Linked DNA regions of Homo sapiens: region 1 is linked to region 2. Evidence: chromatin contacts called from ENCODE POLR2A ChIA-PET data. All regions are on one chromosome and are shown on one strand. Each heading gives the region's core, a stretch centred on a gene start or an enhancer-like site at or near the end of the contact. The rest is flanking DNA. Distances are from core to core; before and after follow the strand shown. Region 1 overlaps GTF2F2 (general transcription factor IIF subunit 2). Region 2 has its middle 14 kb from the start of TRE-TTC2-1.

Region 1 (7,259 bases), core at 4,109-6,608, 230 kb after region 2:
TTTGGTGGGGAGAGATGGGTCTCATCCTGGGCTCAGGCAGTCCTCCCACCTCAGCCTCTCGAGTAGCTGGAACTACAGTCGCATGCCACCATGCCTGGCTAGTTTTTTATTTTTTTGTTTTTTTTTGTAGAGACAGGGTTTCGCCATGTTTCCCAGGCTGGTCTCGAACTCCTGCGTGCAAAGCTGTCCACCTGCCTCGGCCTCCCAAAGTGCTGGGATTATAGGCATGAGCCACTGTGCCCAGTCTGCCACTTGGATTTGTTACCTGAAACCAGGAAATAGAAAATCAAATTTCATTTATCCATTTCCTTTTTCTCTATATATCCATGTTTCTGCCAGTGATACATTATTCTTCTATTGTCTTGGCCATAATAATTCTTAGCCTCCTCTTATTTCTCGTATTTGGTCATTTTGTTGTTTCTGTAGTAGGAATCACATATACACATTTCTGGATACCACTTGATATGGTTTGTCTCTGTCCCCACCCAAATCTCATCTTGAATTTTAGCTCCCATAATTCCCACATGTTGTGAGAGGGACCTGGTGGGAGATAATTGAATCATGGAGGCAGCTTCCCCCATACTGTTCTTGTGGTAGTGAATAAGTCTCATGAGATCTGGTGGGTTGATAAGGGGTTTCCCCTTTCACTTGGCTCTCATTCTGTCTTGTCTGCCACCATGTAAGACATGCCTTTTGCCTTCTGCCACAATTGTGAGGCCTCCCCAGCCATGTGGAACTGAGTCTGTTAAACTTCTTTTTCTTTATAAATTACCCAGTCTTGGGTATGTCATTATCAGCAGTGTGAAAACAGACTAATACACCACTTAATCCAAAGCAACCCTCTGAAAACTCCACCCATCATCCCCAGCCTTTTTCCAGCCCCATCTGTGAAAATCTCTTACCTTTACCATACTTTCCTGCACAGTGACCTCTGTTTTTCCCCTTCTTTTTCCTCTGTCAGGGATTTGTCTTCTATAGTCATAATCAGCCTTCTCTTTCTGATCCAGCCTTTGTTGATTCTTCCTTCATTTAGACTTGTATGGCAGTAGGTTAGCTCGTTTTGTCCCATTATTAAACCTTGTGGGCAGAGGACTGTATCTCATGGTTATCTCCACGGTGCCTAGTATAGCATTGAGCACATCTGTGGCTTGGGATTGAGCACAGAGTGATGGGTTCATTAAAGCAAACATGTTGAAATCATTTATTTCCTCCTAAGAATTAGTAGTACTCTAATGGTACTTTTTAGAATGGTTTTCAAGTGAGATAGCTTGTTTTAGTTACTCACGGGATGGCTAGTCTCCCTTCAGATATTCTTGATTCAAAGTGGTTTTCTTAAGACACTTGAGGTTCAGAATCGAATATTCCTCACTTTATTTTTTGCTCATTATATTTTGGCACAGGTGATTTTTTAAACTTTCTCTTGGCTAATCAGATTAGCTTAGTACCATATTCTGTGACACTTGGTTAGCCACTCTACATATTGTCATGAGACATATTCCCCAGATAAAGTAGCAGCTGAGTTCACTGATGGTAGGTATTTACTTTCAAGCTTGAATTTGGTAACATGTACCAATTACACATATGACTAAGAACATACTAGTTTGTATTTGAAGAAGAATGTATAGCAATGGTAGTGCTCTTTGAAGATGCTGAATTACCAGTCTTTTGAAAACTTAACTGAAATTGTAGAATTTATAATCTGTCCTGTATGGTACTGTCCTGCAAGTATAGTAAATGAAAAAGGTAAGCGTTTTCTTTCTTTCTTTTTTTTGAGACTCAGTCTTACTATGTTGCCAAGGCTGGAGCGCAGTGGCGCGATCTCGGCTCACTGCAACCTCCGCCTCCCAGGCGCAAGTGATTCTCCTGCCTCAGCCTCCCGAGTAGCAGAATACTCCAAGTAGCAGAATACACCTGAGGTCAGGAGTTCAAGATCAGCCTGGCCAACATGACTAAAAATACAAAAAATTACAGACTACAGACGTGCGCCACCACGCCGGGCTAATTTTTTGTGTTTTTATTAGAGACGGGGTTTTGCCATGTTGCCTAGGCTGTTCTCAAACTCCTGACCTCAGGTAATCTGCCCGCCTCAGCCTCCCAAGTTCTGGGATTACAAGCGTTGGCCACCATGCCTGGCCATGTTTTCATTTTTAAGTTGGATTGTTGGGTGCTAATGGGAAACATTAATTTGGTGCATTTCCCTTATTTTTGGGGGAATATCATATCAGGTATATGATTTTGAGAGGTTTGAATTAAGCCTTCTTTATATGTGTGCTTATAAGCATTCAAAGTACTTTTTCATTGAACTTTTTTTCTTGTCACTGGTTTAAAACATGAATTACACTCTGTTTCCTGAATTATCACCAGCTGCATATGCAGTGGGACTTTCTGAGGCTTTATTTACCTTATCTATCATAATTTAATTACTGTTGTCACTTTAATGGAGCATTTCTTAAACTTTTTGGTCTCAGGGCTCTTTTATACATTATGTGCTAACATTTTTATTTAAAAATCGATTTTCCAAAAAAATAGTGGGAAGAGTGCCATTTTGCAGGCATCATTAATGTCTGACAGCTTAAGACAAGCTGGATTTTCATCTCTACTTCTGTATTCAATCTGTAAAGATCTGCTGTTTTGGTTGAAGTATCTGAAGAAAATCTACCTCTTATAAATACATAGTTGGAAAAGGGAGGAGTAATTAGTAGCATTTTCAGATAGTTGTGGACATTCTTTTGCTACTACACTAAAACTCTGCAAGTGGTAGTTTCTTAAAGGTCACTTGCAGTATAGAATCTGAAACTATTAGCAAACCTTTTCTACTCTCTTACATTAAATTCACAGGTCTGTCTTGTATTTGGAATGAATCTCTTACCCAGACATGATTTTGTAGCATCATACATCCATCATCTGGAGACTATTGGTTTCCTGAATTATGTAGTTCTTTTGAATGTTGACACGTTTCATTATAGAATATCAAAAATTTACATTCATTAGCATCACTACTGATTTTATCAGAAAAGTTTTTAAATATAGGGGAGCTGTTAAGTTTATGGTGATAGGTACAAGTTCTTCAGACTTTAATTTTCACTTAAAAAGTTGAATTTTATTAATGACAACAAATCCTGTCAGCTGTTTTTTTTTTTTTTAAAGGATGGGCTTTTTTCATTGATTTTTGAAAAAATATCTTTCAGATACCCAAATCTGAATAATTATGCTTTGTCTGTCAGTCATTCTTTCAAGTAACAATGATCTTCCACAACAAAAGTAGCTAGCTCAGCACTCAACTCAAACAGTTGCAACTATGCTTTTCTTTGAGGCAATCATCTTATGTTAGTGTCCAGCAGAAGCATTTCATGTGCATTTGCCATTTGGTGTCACAGAATGTTAAAGGATGCATACTCAAGGGTTGAAATTTAATAAAAACAGTTTTTACTGTTCATCAAGGACATTGTGAAGTGAAACAGACTTTTTAAAAAATTGCAAGTGCTAGGTGGTGAAGAATACACCTAGCACTTTAGTGTAGTAGCAAAACAGTGATACAGTTTTGGTACCATTTGGCCTCAATTTGTGGTGGTACCAGTAGCCTTACCCACCGTTGCTTTTGCACTATTGGCAAATATCAACACAGTGAAAAAGGTAATTAAATATTTTAAGAAAATATTTTGACCTTGTGGACACCCAAATGATCTTGAGGACCCCTGGGGATTTATAGACCATACTTTGAAGAATGCTAATTTAGTGTGTGGTAGTGTGAAAAGATTGCAAGCTCCATTTTAAAATACCTGGTGAAGTGTTGATCACTTTTTATTGGGATGGCCTACCTAATAGAGACACTCCTCCCCCCAGTGCTTCTTAGGGGAACCTCATGCGTAACACTGAATTGCATGCCTGTTTCAGTGTTTATTGTTGGTTTTAAGAATACAGGGGCCGGGCACCGTGGCTCAGGCCTGTAATCCCAGCAGGTTGGGAGGCCAAGGTGGGCAGATCACCTGAGGTCAGGAGTTCAAGACCAGCCTGGCCAACATGGTGAAACGCCGTCCCTACCAAAAATACAAAAAATTAGCCAGCTGTGGTGGTGAGTGCCTGTAATCCCGCCTATTCGGGAGGCTGAGGCAGGAGAATCACTTGAACCCAGGAGGCAGAGGTTGCAGTGAGCCGAGATCATGCCATTGCACTCCAGCCTGGGCAACAAGAGCGAAACTCTGTCTCAAAAAGAAAAAATGAATACAGTACATATTTTTTTAACCAGATTTGAACCACTTTTAAACTATTTCTTTTAGGTATAGTTTACACTTTTAGGTATTTATTCCACTTCTGTTGGTGGATAACCTGTCTTAATAAATCTGTATTAAATAAGATAGTAAATACAACCTGTCTTTGTATTTACTATCTTATTTAATTCTCCTCACAACTCCACGAGGGAGGGACTTTTAAAAAATCTTCATTTTGCAGATGATATGACAGAAGCTCTAAGAGATTGTGTGACTAGCCCCTATTTCCTGATATTTAGAAATATATGTTAAAACAGTCTCTTTAAGTAGGTAATAGAAATCCTGCTAGGTCTGCCTGGATAGATGCTCTGTGGTGACTCCAGCTTGTCTCTTTCATCACTGCATTTCACAGGGCAGCCATCTTCAAGTCCCATTCACTTTGGCAGCTAGTGGTTCTTTCTCACTCCGCTAGTAAAGGCCCTATGGAAGGAGTAAGGAAGCTCTGTTTTTTGCTTACTCCTTTGAGTAACAGCCTTGCCACTGAACATTTGGAATCATACCAGCTTCTGACAATCTTATACTTGTGAGGAGGAACAAACAGGAACAAAAATATATGAGTTTAGTGTTTATTTCCTGAACTGCCACCAAGGTTGTGACTGACTGCAGAGATTTAGTTTTGTATTTTACTGCCAACTGCCTGAGCCAGGTCTGCTCTCTGAAAAGTTAAACCTAATAGCAGAAAATGTTCCTTTATTTAGTGGCCAGAAAGAGATTTGTAAAAGCAGTGTTTGCACTCTTCATATTCAGGTATTCATGCATAAATATGTGGTAGCTTTAATAATCTGAGGTTGGGATGAGGAGGATTAAAAGAAACCGCAGTGTAGGATAATATTAAGGTTTGGAATCACAAACTTATTAAAACTTATGATTTACTCTCCAGTTTTTAATTGTGAAATATTTCAAACCTACAGAAAAGTATAGTGAATAGTTTAACCTATGCCTAACAGCTGTATTTCATAAGTGTTGACATTTGCCATATTTCTTTAAAGCTAGAAAACATTTTAGATTTCTCCCCACCCCCCACCCCCTAACCCTTACCTCACTTGCTAGAGGTAACTGTTGTCCTGGAGTTGGCGTGTATTATTGTGACTCATTATGACTAGTCTGCAATTCTCAAAACAAAATCTTTATAGTTTAACTGGTGGAAACTAACCAAGTTCCTTGGAGATGTGTTAGGCAATGTGCTCCAAATTTCTAACAATTGTGGAAGTCCAGTGTTTAGCTTGAGTAGAGATTTTTTTGTGTCATACCTGGAGAAAATGACAGGCTATACAAACATATTTCTCTTCTTCCTTTTGATTTTCTGTAGCTTCCAGTTTATAAAGTCGGTTCTTTGTTTTGATTCATTGTATACTTAAGATCTTAGGAAGAACTTGGTTTCTTTGTAAAACCAAACCTAACTTAGTAAAATCAATTAAAATGTAAATTACTTCAGCGTGGGCAACATGGTGATTCCCCATCTCTACTAAAAATAAAAAAAATTAGCCAGGCATGGTGGCGCACGCTTGTAGCACCAGCTGTTCTGGAGGCTGAGGCAGGAGAATTGCTTGAACCCAGGAGGCGGAGGTTGCAGTGAGCCGAGATAGCGCCACTGCACTCCAGCCTGGGCGACAGAGTGAGACTCTGTCTCAAAAAAAAAGAAAAAAAGTAAATTACTTAGTCGCGGTATTAAAACTAAGTAATTGAAACAATTGTAATTTTAAAATACTTTAATTTTAAAAATTTCATTTCCTTTGGCTTTTTCAAATAACATTGCCACTATTTTTAAAAACCTCATTCAAGGTTATAGTAGCATGATTTTTTCTCTAGTTCTTTGAGCATAAGGGTACCATTATCAAAATTTAAAGTGTAAAAAATGCCATGTAACTGATTTTTCCCTCTGCAGTATAGCATTACATTATAAAAACAGAGACAGGTTATTTGGTTGCCTTTGTATTTTTATCACTTAGAAATGTAGTCTATTGAGGGCTGGATGTGGTGGCTCACGCCTGTAATCTCAGCACTTTGGGAGGCCAAGGTGGGCAGATCACTTAAGGCCAGGAGTTTGAGATCAGCCTGGCTGACCTGACGAAACCCCGTCTCTACTGAAAATACAAAAATTAGCCAAGTGTGGTGGTGCGCATCTATAATCCCAGCTCCTCAGCACACATCTGTAATTCCAGCCAGGAGTTCAAGACCAGCCCGGCCAACTTGGCGAAACCCCGTCTCTACTAAAAATACAAAAATTAGTCCAGCGTGGTGGCAGACACCTGTAATCTCAGCTACTTGGGAGGCTGAGGCACGAGAATCACTTGAACCCAGGAAGTGGAGGTTGCAGCGAGCCAGGATTGTGCTACTGCACTCCAGCCTGGGCAACACAGTGAGACAGTCTCAAAAAAAAAAAAAGAGAAAGGTAGTCTGTTGATATGGTGATGGCACTAGTATAGTAATTCCCTTGGAACAAAGAAGAAAAGAAGGTAAGACTTTAAAACTGACCTATTTTTTTAAAAAGCAATAAAACATGTCGATTTACTGAAGGTTTTCAAGTAAAGAAGTAGCAGCCCTAGTGGCCAGGTAGTGGCTCATGCCTGTAACCCCAGCACTTTGGGAGGCCAGGGTGAGTGGACTGCTTGAGCCCAGAAGTTAGAGACCAGCCTGGACAAAAGAGTGAAACCCTATCTCCACAAAAGATAGCTGGGTATGGTGGCATGCACCTGTAGTCTCAGCTATTTTGGAGGCTCAGGTGGGAGGATCACCTGTGCCTGGGATGTTGAGGCTACAGTGAGTACAGTGATTGTGCCACTGCACTCCAGTGTCAGTGACAGAGTGAGACCCTGTCTGGAAAAAAAAAATAGTAGTTCCTTCTCCCTCAGCATTACTAGTGTCACTTTTGGGGTACCCAGTGCTGGTAAAAAGGCTATACAACAAAAAGTTGCATCACAGCAGAATGGGAAGGGTTACCAAAAAATGGATTAGAGACCTACACTTGAACTGTGTTCTTGATTACGTTGG
Region 2 (7,263 bases), core at 3,203-5,702:
GACAATGCTCTTTACCTAGATTCAGATTGGCTCCTGAAACACCTCGGATCATCCATCAGGAAAGCCTGATGTGGCCTGAGCTTTTGTCCAGTACTCAGTACCAGCACTATAATAAGTTCTATTCAATTAAAATAAATATATGGCCGGGCACGGTGGCTCATGTCTGTAATCCCAGCACTTTGGGAGGCCAAGGCAGGCAGATCACCTGAGTTCAGGAATTCAAGACCAGCCTGGCCAACATAGCAAAACCCCATCTCTACTAAAAATACAAAAATTAGCCAGGCATGGTGGCACACACCTGTAATCCCAACTACTGGGGAGGCTGAGGCAGGACTACTGCCTGAACCCAGGAAGTGGAGGTTGCAGTGAGCCGAGATGGTGCCACTGCAGTCCAGCCTGGGTGACAAGAGTGAAACTCTATCTCAAAAAATAAAAAATTTAAAAAAAAAGTAAAGTAAATAAATTTTAAACCCTCCATTATAAAGCTTTCAAATACATATATGGTCAAAATCAGTTCACAGCTATTTTAAAACTGCAACAGTATGTGCACTACCGCTCTTTTTTAAGACATTCACCCAGTTTATCTGGGTTCAAATTCTAGATTCCAAAAGAATGGCCATTATGTGTAAACACCGAATCGGAAGAGTGTAAAACTATCCTGTTTATTTTATAAGTTCTGGCCGGGCACAGTGGCTCACGCTTGTAATCCCAGCACTTTGGGAGGCCAAAGCAGGCAGATCATGAGGTCAGGAGTTCGAGACCAGCTGGCCAACACAGTGAAACCCCGTCTCTACTAAAAATACAAAAATTAGCTGGGTGTGGTGGCAGGCACCTGTAATCCCAGCTACTCGGGAGGCTGAGGCAGGAGAATCGCTTGAATTCGGAAGGTGGAGGTTGCAGTGAGCCCAGATCATGCCACTGCACTCCAGCCTGGGTGACAGAGCTAGACTCCATCTCAAACAAATCAAAAAACAAAGCAAAACAATAAAACAACAAAACAAAAATTTATAAGTTCTGAGTGTTTACTCTCTGTAATTTTGATCTCCTCTGAAATCCTCTGTTGAAGATAGAAACCCATCATCTGCCTGGAACTCAGCCAATGGCCAGAAAGGATACAAATAATAAATACCACTTCTCATTTGCATACTGCTTTATAGTTTACAAATCAGTTCATGTGAAAGTCATGTGGGCCACAAATGGTGGGTGAGGCATAATCAAACATCTGCCAAGTTCTTTCTCTTACAATATGGCAGTCATTAACAGGGTGGGGGACAGACACGGGAATTTGCGCAGTTCTCTGCAAAGCCCATAAAATTGTATGCAATCTTAAAAAGTAGCCAGTGGGGCCATCTTCCCTGCAGCATATGAACATGTTTCTTTCTGCCTCCTTCCAGCATGCTCTACAAAATAGTCCTGGTAATCGCCCATGTTACCAAGTCAGCTGTCCATGGCTGCTCCCTTCCCCGACCTAAAGAAAGATTCAAGTTCAAGTTAATGCTGGAGGACCCCTAGGCAACTGCCCAACTCCCTCCCAGGCCACTCCCTCCTCCCACTTTCTAACCTGTAGTCAAATAGCCTTTTAAAATCCTGTGCTGATTATTTTTTATCCTTTGGGATGCTGGGACTGGGACTCTGCAGCCCAGGCTTATTTTGGCAGCTGGCTGTCTCTGTTTGGCTCTGCCAGGAGGGGTACTAGAGGAAGGGAGCTGTTGGCTTCCTGTTCCTAAGAGTGACCATGATCACACCACCTCATCCCGGCAGCAGCAGTTGCTTCCAGTGTTTCCACCATTTCCAGAAGCAGCCTCACCACCTCCTCCCCATCTCTCTCTGCTCAGAGACACCAGCACCTACTGGCTGGCATCCCCTCCTCAGCATGAGGCATCGGGGCCAGCCAAGCGGGACCTTCCTAGCCCAGAGGGCTGAGTCCTCACCCTGCAGGGCCCTGCTCCAAGCCCCTAAGTTTCAAAAAATATTTTTTCTGACTTTTGTTCACCCAGCCCCAAGGGTGATTGCTGTTTCCTATTCTTCTTTTTTTTTTTATTTTTTGAGACAGAGTCTCACACTGTCACTCTGGCTGAAGTGCAGTGGCATGATCTCGGCTCACTGCAACCTCTGCCTCCCTGGTTCTAGTGATTCTCCTGCCTCAGCCTCCCAGGTAGCTGGGATTACAGGCGTGCCCCACCAGGCCCAGCTAAATTTTGTATTTCTAGTAGAGTCGGGGTTTCACCTTGCTGGCCAGGCTGGTCTCAAACTCCTAGCTCAAGTGATCTGCCTGCCTCCACCCCCCAAAGTGCTGGGATTACAGGTGTGAGCCACCGCACCACACCCAGCCTGTTTCCTATTATTCTTACCTCTGTGATACCTGAGTATCCCCACTTTGCCTTTCTCTTGCCTAATACCTGGCTAACAATCCTTTCTATTAAGTTATCTGTTGAAATTCCTATCGTGGTTTCTGTCTCCTGACTGAACTCAGACCAATACAAGTCCCTTATAGGAACTCTTTCCATCTGCCTTCTTATGAACAATTAAGAACACAGCTGCTGTTGCAATCTCCCAGGAGGTCTTTATCTTTATTAATTCCTGTTCCAGGGGCTGGTCCTCAACTTGTTAGGCTCAGAAATTGGCTGTGTCAGCAAAAAACAAAAGGGAATCTGTCCCTCATGTCACTGTCGTGAGGAGAGAGACATCTGGGCCAGCATGACCACAATTAGCCTGCCACAATTTCATGGATGCTGGGAGGCACAAAACCTCTGAGTCAGAGACAAACGGCTTTCTATTCATGGCCTTAGCAGTAGCCAGAGTCTCAGTATTTGTACTGGTTCCTCAAGCCCCAATTGCCACATGACACCGTGAAGAGGACTAGGTGACATCTGCATATGCAGTGGATCGAGTTGCATAGGGAACCCTGCTCTTAGGAAACGCATATATTTTATAATGGGCAGTAAGCCTGCCTGCCCTGTGCTCCATGGAGAGCCACCGTGTCTCTTTTCCAAGGCTGTGTGCTACACAAACATCCTTGAAAAGATAGTCCAGCACAAAGGAAGCGTGAGGGACCCTTGGAGAACTATCTCCCAACGCTCATCTAGAGCTTGCAAGTCAACATGGACTTCCAGTGAGGGTAATTAGTTGGATGATTCAATTGGTTTCCATAGCAAAGATCTATCTACAGGAACTAGAGTAATTGAGTCTTTGGGCCAGGGTCCCCCTGATCTTTTCTTATTTAGTGCCATTGTGACTCTCTGAATCTAGATTTTTTTTTTTTTATTTACAGCATACCAACTCCCCCCAATTTTTTTTTTTTTTTTTGGAGACAGTCTTGTGCTTTTGCCCAGGCTGGAGTGCAGTGGCGCGATCTTGGCTCACTGTAAACTCTGCCTCCTGGGTTCAAGCGATTCTCCTGGCCTAGCCTCCCCAGGAGCTGGGATTACAAGTGTGCACCACCACACCTGGCTAACTTTTGTATTTTTAGTAGAGACGCGGTTTTACCACGTTGGCCAGGCTAGTCTCAAACTCCTGATCTCAGGTGATCTGCCCACCCCTTGCCTTCCCAAAGTGCTGGGATTACAGGCATGAGCCACCACGCCACAATCCCTTTCTTATTGACATAGATATGGTTTGGACATTTAAGTATTGTTAGTCAAGCCTTGTTCTAGCCAGTAACCAAACTACCCTGTCTCTATAAAGTGAGTGCGTTTTCTGGACATTACCAGTTATGAGATTTAGAGGGCAGTCCTATTTCCAATTCGTTGGAAATCACCTTACTATCTATCCTTTGGCACCACCTATCCCCAATTCCATAAAAAGCCTTAGTTTAAAAATAAAATTGCTTTTGCTGTTTTTCCTTAATATAAAACTTAAAAAATTACTTTTATCTATAGATTGTATCTTTACAACACACATTGTGGTTTTTAGAATCTCAGGGAAAAAATGCTATCTTAAATGTTAGTAGACTAAGATTCTTGACCTCCTAAATCAGTGTCAAATGTGAGATCATAGCTGATGCCTGGCCTATGTAGTCAGCACTCAATAAATAGTAGTCGTACTGTCAGGACTCTGGAAAATAAGAGAAATGAATCTGAGCAAAAAATAGGAAATTATAAGAATAGCAGTATCTTCTAGAAACACGCAGGCAGAAATGCAGCCAAGTTTGGAATACCTACCCTGCCCTTGCCACTCTGTTTGTACAGTGTGACCCCATTCATTGCTGCTCATTCAGCTACTATGTGCCAGGCACAGTGCCTGAGGCCGGAACACAATAGGAACACAAACAGATACGGTTTTTTACATTGTAAAGCACAGAGGTTACAGTCTAGTGGAGAGAGACAAATCAAATTATCACGCAAGGAAATAAAAAACTGCCACTGTGGTAACTGCTGAGATAGGCAAGTACATGGTGCTGAGTGTGTATAAAAGGAGTGACCCACTGAGGGAGGTCAGCAAAGGCTTCCTGAGGAAGCGATGACCAAGCAGAGACTCAAGTTTAAGCAAGCAATAAGACAATAGGGAAACGAGAAGAGCTTTCCAGACTTAGAGAAGAGCAAACGCCTCCTGGCAGGCGGAAGCACACTGAGGAAGCATGGCTGGAGCTCAGGAAGATGAGGAGACCTGCCAGATCACAGTAAAACCAAGGTCACAGAACGAGGGTTTTGCCCACAGCTACACAACTTCTGGGATACTTTCCTTATACTACCACCTTCCTAGTCAACAGACTTCATTTTCTTTCCTCTCCAAACCTTCCCCTGGGACAGAGGTCCATCAGTTAATGCTCATTCCAGGGTAAAAAAGAAATCACGAAGTAGAACATGAAAAGGAAATGCAAAAACTTGAGCCACAAAAACTGGAGACCTCGCTATGGAATTTTTCTTTGTTGAGTGTGCCCAGGAGTCTTGGGGATGGTCTATGTCAGTGGTATTCAAAGTGTGGTCCCAGGACCAGCCACATCAGCATCTCCTAAACACTTATTAGAAAAGCAAATTCAAAGGCCCCACTCAAAACCTATGAATCAGAAATATGGGAGGTGGAGCTCAGCAATCTGAATTTTAACAAGCAAAAAGCCCCACAAAAAGGGTTCCTGTTGCACAGACAATAGTCTAAATCAGTGCTTCCCAAACCTGTCTGATCATCTGAAGCAACTGGGAGCTTGTTAAAATATTCCTGGGCCACACCCCAATACCTACAAAAATTGAAATCTCAGGGCAAGGCTTGGGAATCTATATTGAGATGATCATCCTGGTTTGAGAACCACTGGTCTATATCAAAGTAACACATTGTCTGACACAGTGAGCAATTAATTCCAAGTGTCATTTGTCCTTGCCAAGTAATTAAGGGTAGTAAGTACCTCAGGCTCTGCCAGTCCAACTCAGTACATTATTTGATTTATATCTTCCATCTCCTTAGCTCTTCCCAATTTTAAAACAATATAAGACACTTCCAATTTTGACATTTGTTGAGAAATTTCTCCTTGTCTCTCAGTCTTATATCATCACAGCCACCACAAACTGTATGAGACTTAATAAGTGCTTACCAAATTCAAGCATTATGCTTTTAGCTGCAGTCTAAAAATCTGTTCTGGAAAATATCCCTTTCAAAATATCAAAAAGAAAATCATCCAGCCTTGTAATACAAACAGGCACCCAATTCAGAACTTTTTTCTCTGCCTCTGCGAGGAAATGGATTTTCTACTATCGTGACTCAGTATTTTTTATTTATTTATTTATTTATGAGACAGAGTCTCACTCTGTCGCCCAGGCTGGAGTGCAGTGGTACAATCTCAGCTTACTGCAACCTCCACCTCCTAGGTTCAAGTGATTCTCATGCCTCAGCCTCCGGAGTAGCTGGAATTACAGGTGCCTGCCACCATACCCGGCTAATTTTTGTATTTTTAGTAGAGATAAGGTTTCACCATGTTGGCTATGGCTGGTTTCAAACTCCTGACCTCAAGTGATCTGCCCAGCTTGGCTTCCCAAAGTGCTGGGATTACAGGCGTGAGCCACCACACCCAGCCTCAGCACTGTTTTAAATAAACATACAAATAAATATGGGATGAATTAAGACAATATTACGTTAACAAACAAAAAACCTTCCAGAGCTGAAAGAACAGATAATATCATAGATTCATTTTCAAGTATCAGCATTTTCAAGAATTTTCCCATATGCTGAAATTTATGCAGCTGATCTACAAATAATATTGACTGGTCTCTTAGAGGTAATTTTACATTTCTCAGAAGCTCTTAAGCAAGACAATGATATGTGACTCACTTCCCACAAGATTTAAGAAGGCCACAGCCCTGGTAAGAAGTGAAAAAAAAAAAAAATGAGTGGTCGCCTTAACATGTAAAAAGTGTGTAATTATTGGTTAGGATAGTTTCAGAAAGTTTAGTGGTTACAGGCAGCAACCTTTGAGTACATAAAATCAGAATTTATGAAGTGGCTGCTGCTATGACTCTAATAAAACAAGGAAGCAATTTAATAGTTTTAAGAAAATGGAAAAGAGCACAGGAAGGAAGAAAAGATAGGCTTGAGTAAATTACTCTGCCCCTGAAGATAGAAAAAAAAAAAAAAACACTAACTGTAAAATTGTATAATAATAATGAACTGTTTGCTGTGGTATATGGTATTATCATGTTCAAAGGAAAAAAACCCTACAAAACCTAGAAGGCATTATCAAGAAGATAGGCCATGTTACCTGTAAAAGTAAGGGGATTAGAGCAAAAACAAAAAAAGTTGAAGGTCCTCTTCTCTACTTCTATAAAATAGAGAATTTAAAAGAAAAACCTGACAGATCCCTATCTCATACCATATGGAAAACAGATTAAAGACTGATATGTAGTATCACAAAAGTAATAGAAAAAAATATGTATTGGGGGGTGACACAAAGCCCCAAAGCCAAAGTAACAGATCCAACCTCTGCAAAAGTTAAAATACTAGCAAGAAATTGAAATATTTAACAAAAGATTGAGATCTATAATAAAGTATTTGTACAAATCAAGAATAAAAGGCAAAACAACAGGAAAATAGAGAAAGGATGAGAACAGACAAGTCACAGAATACAAGGGCCAAAAATATACATATTTGAAAAAATGCATGGCTTCACTAGTGTCAGGGAAATGCAAGAGAAAAAAAGGCATTCTCACCTGACAGAGTAACATTACCATATTTGCTGTTGTGGGATGTTCTTGACTCTCAGTAAGGTCATCTAAATGTAACCTGTGTTGTGTTTGAAAAGTCCAACACTGGGATCCCTGCACTACTGTTCTGGACTGG

What was found. ChIA-PET counts read pairs that join two places held with the same protein, here RNA polymerase II (POLR2A).
Region 1: POLR2A ChIA-PET joins it to region 2 with 12 read pairs in PC-9. The contact joins two enhancer-like sites. POLR2A ChIA-PET finds 5 or more read pairs at or near these places in 3 of 52 experiments (CD4-positive, alpha-beta T cell, OCI-LY7 and PC-9).

What each region holds. Positions count from the first base shown.
Region 1 is chr13:45,157,638-45,164,896 of GRCh38, forward strand. All of the region lies in intron 4 of GTF2F2 (general transcription factor IIF subunit 2), which reads left to right. Among named protein-coding and RNA genes, the nearest start is that of KCTD4, 40 kb to the right of the region's middle. Within about 2 kb of position 5,359, at least 5 of the 41 ENCODE cell types and tissues checked have a DNase peak (open chromatin) inside an H3K27ac peak, as active enhancers do; they include PC-9, where a contact is called at or near this core.
Region 2 is chr13:44,928,655-44,935,917 of GRCh38, forward strand. No RefSeq gene overlaps it. Among named protein-coding and RNA genes, the nearest start is that of TRE-TTC2-1, 14 kb to the left of the region's middle. Within about 2 kb of position 4,453, at least 6 of the 41 ENCODE cell types and tissues checked have a DNase peak (open chromatin) inside an H3K27ac peak, as active enhancers do; they include PC-9, where a contact is called at or near this core.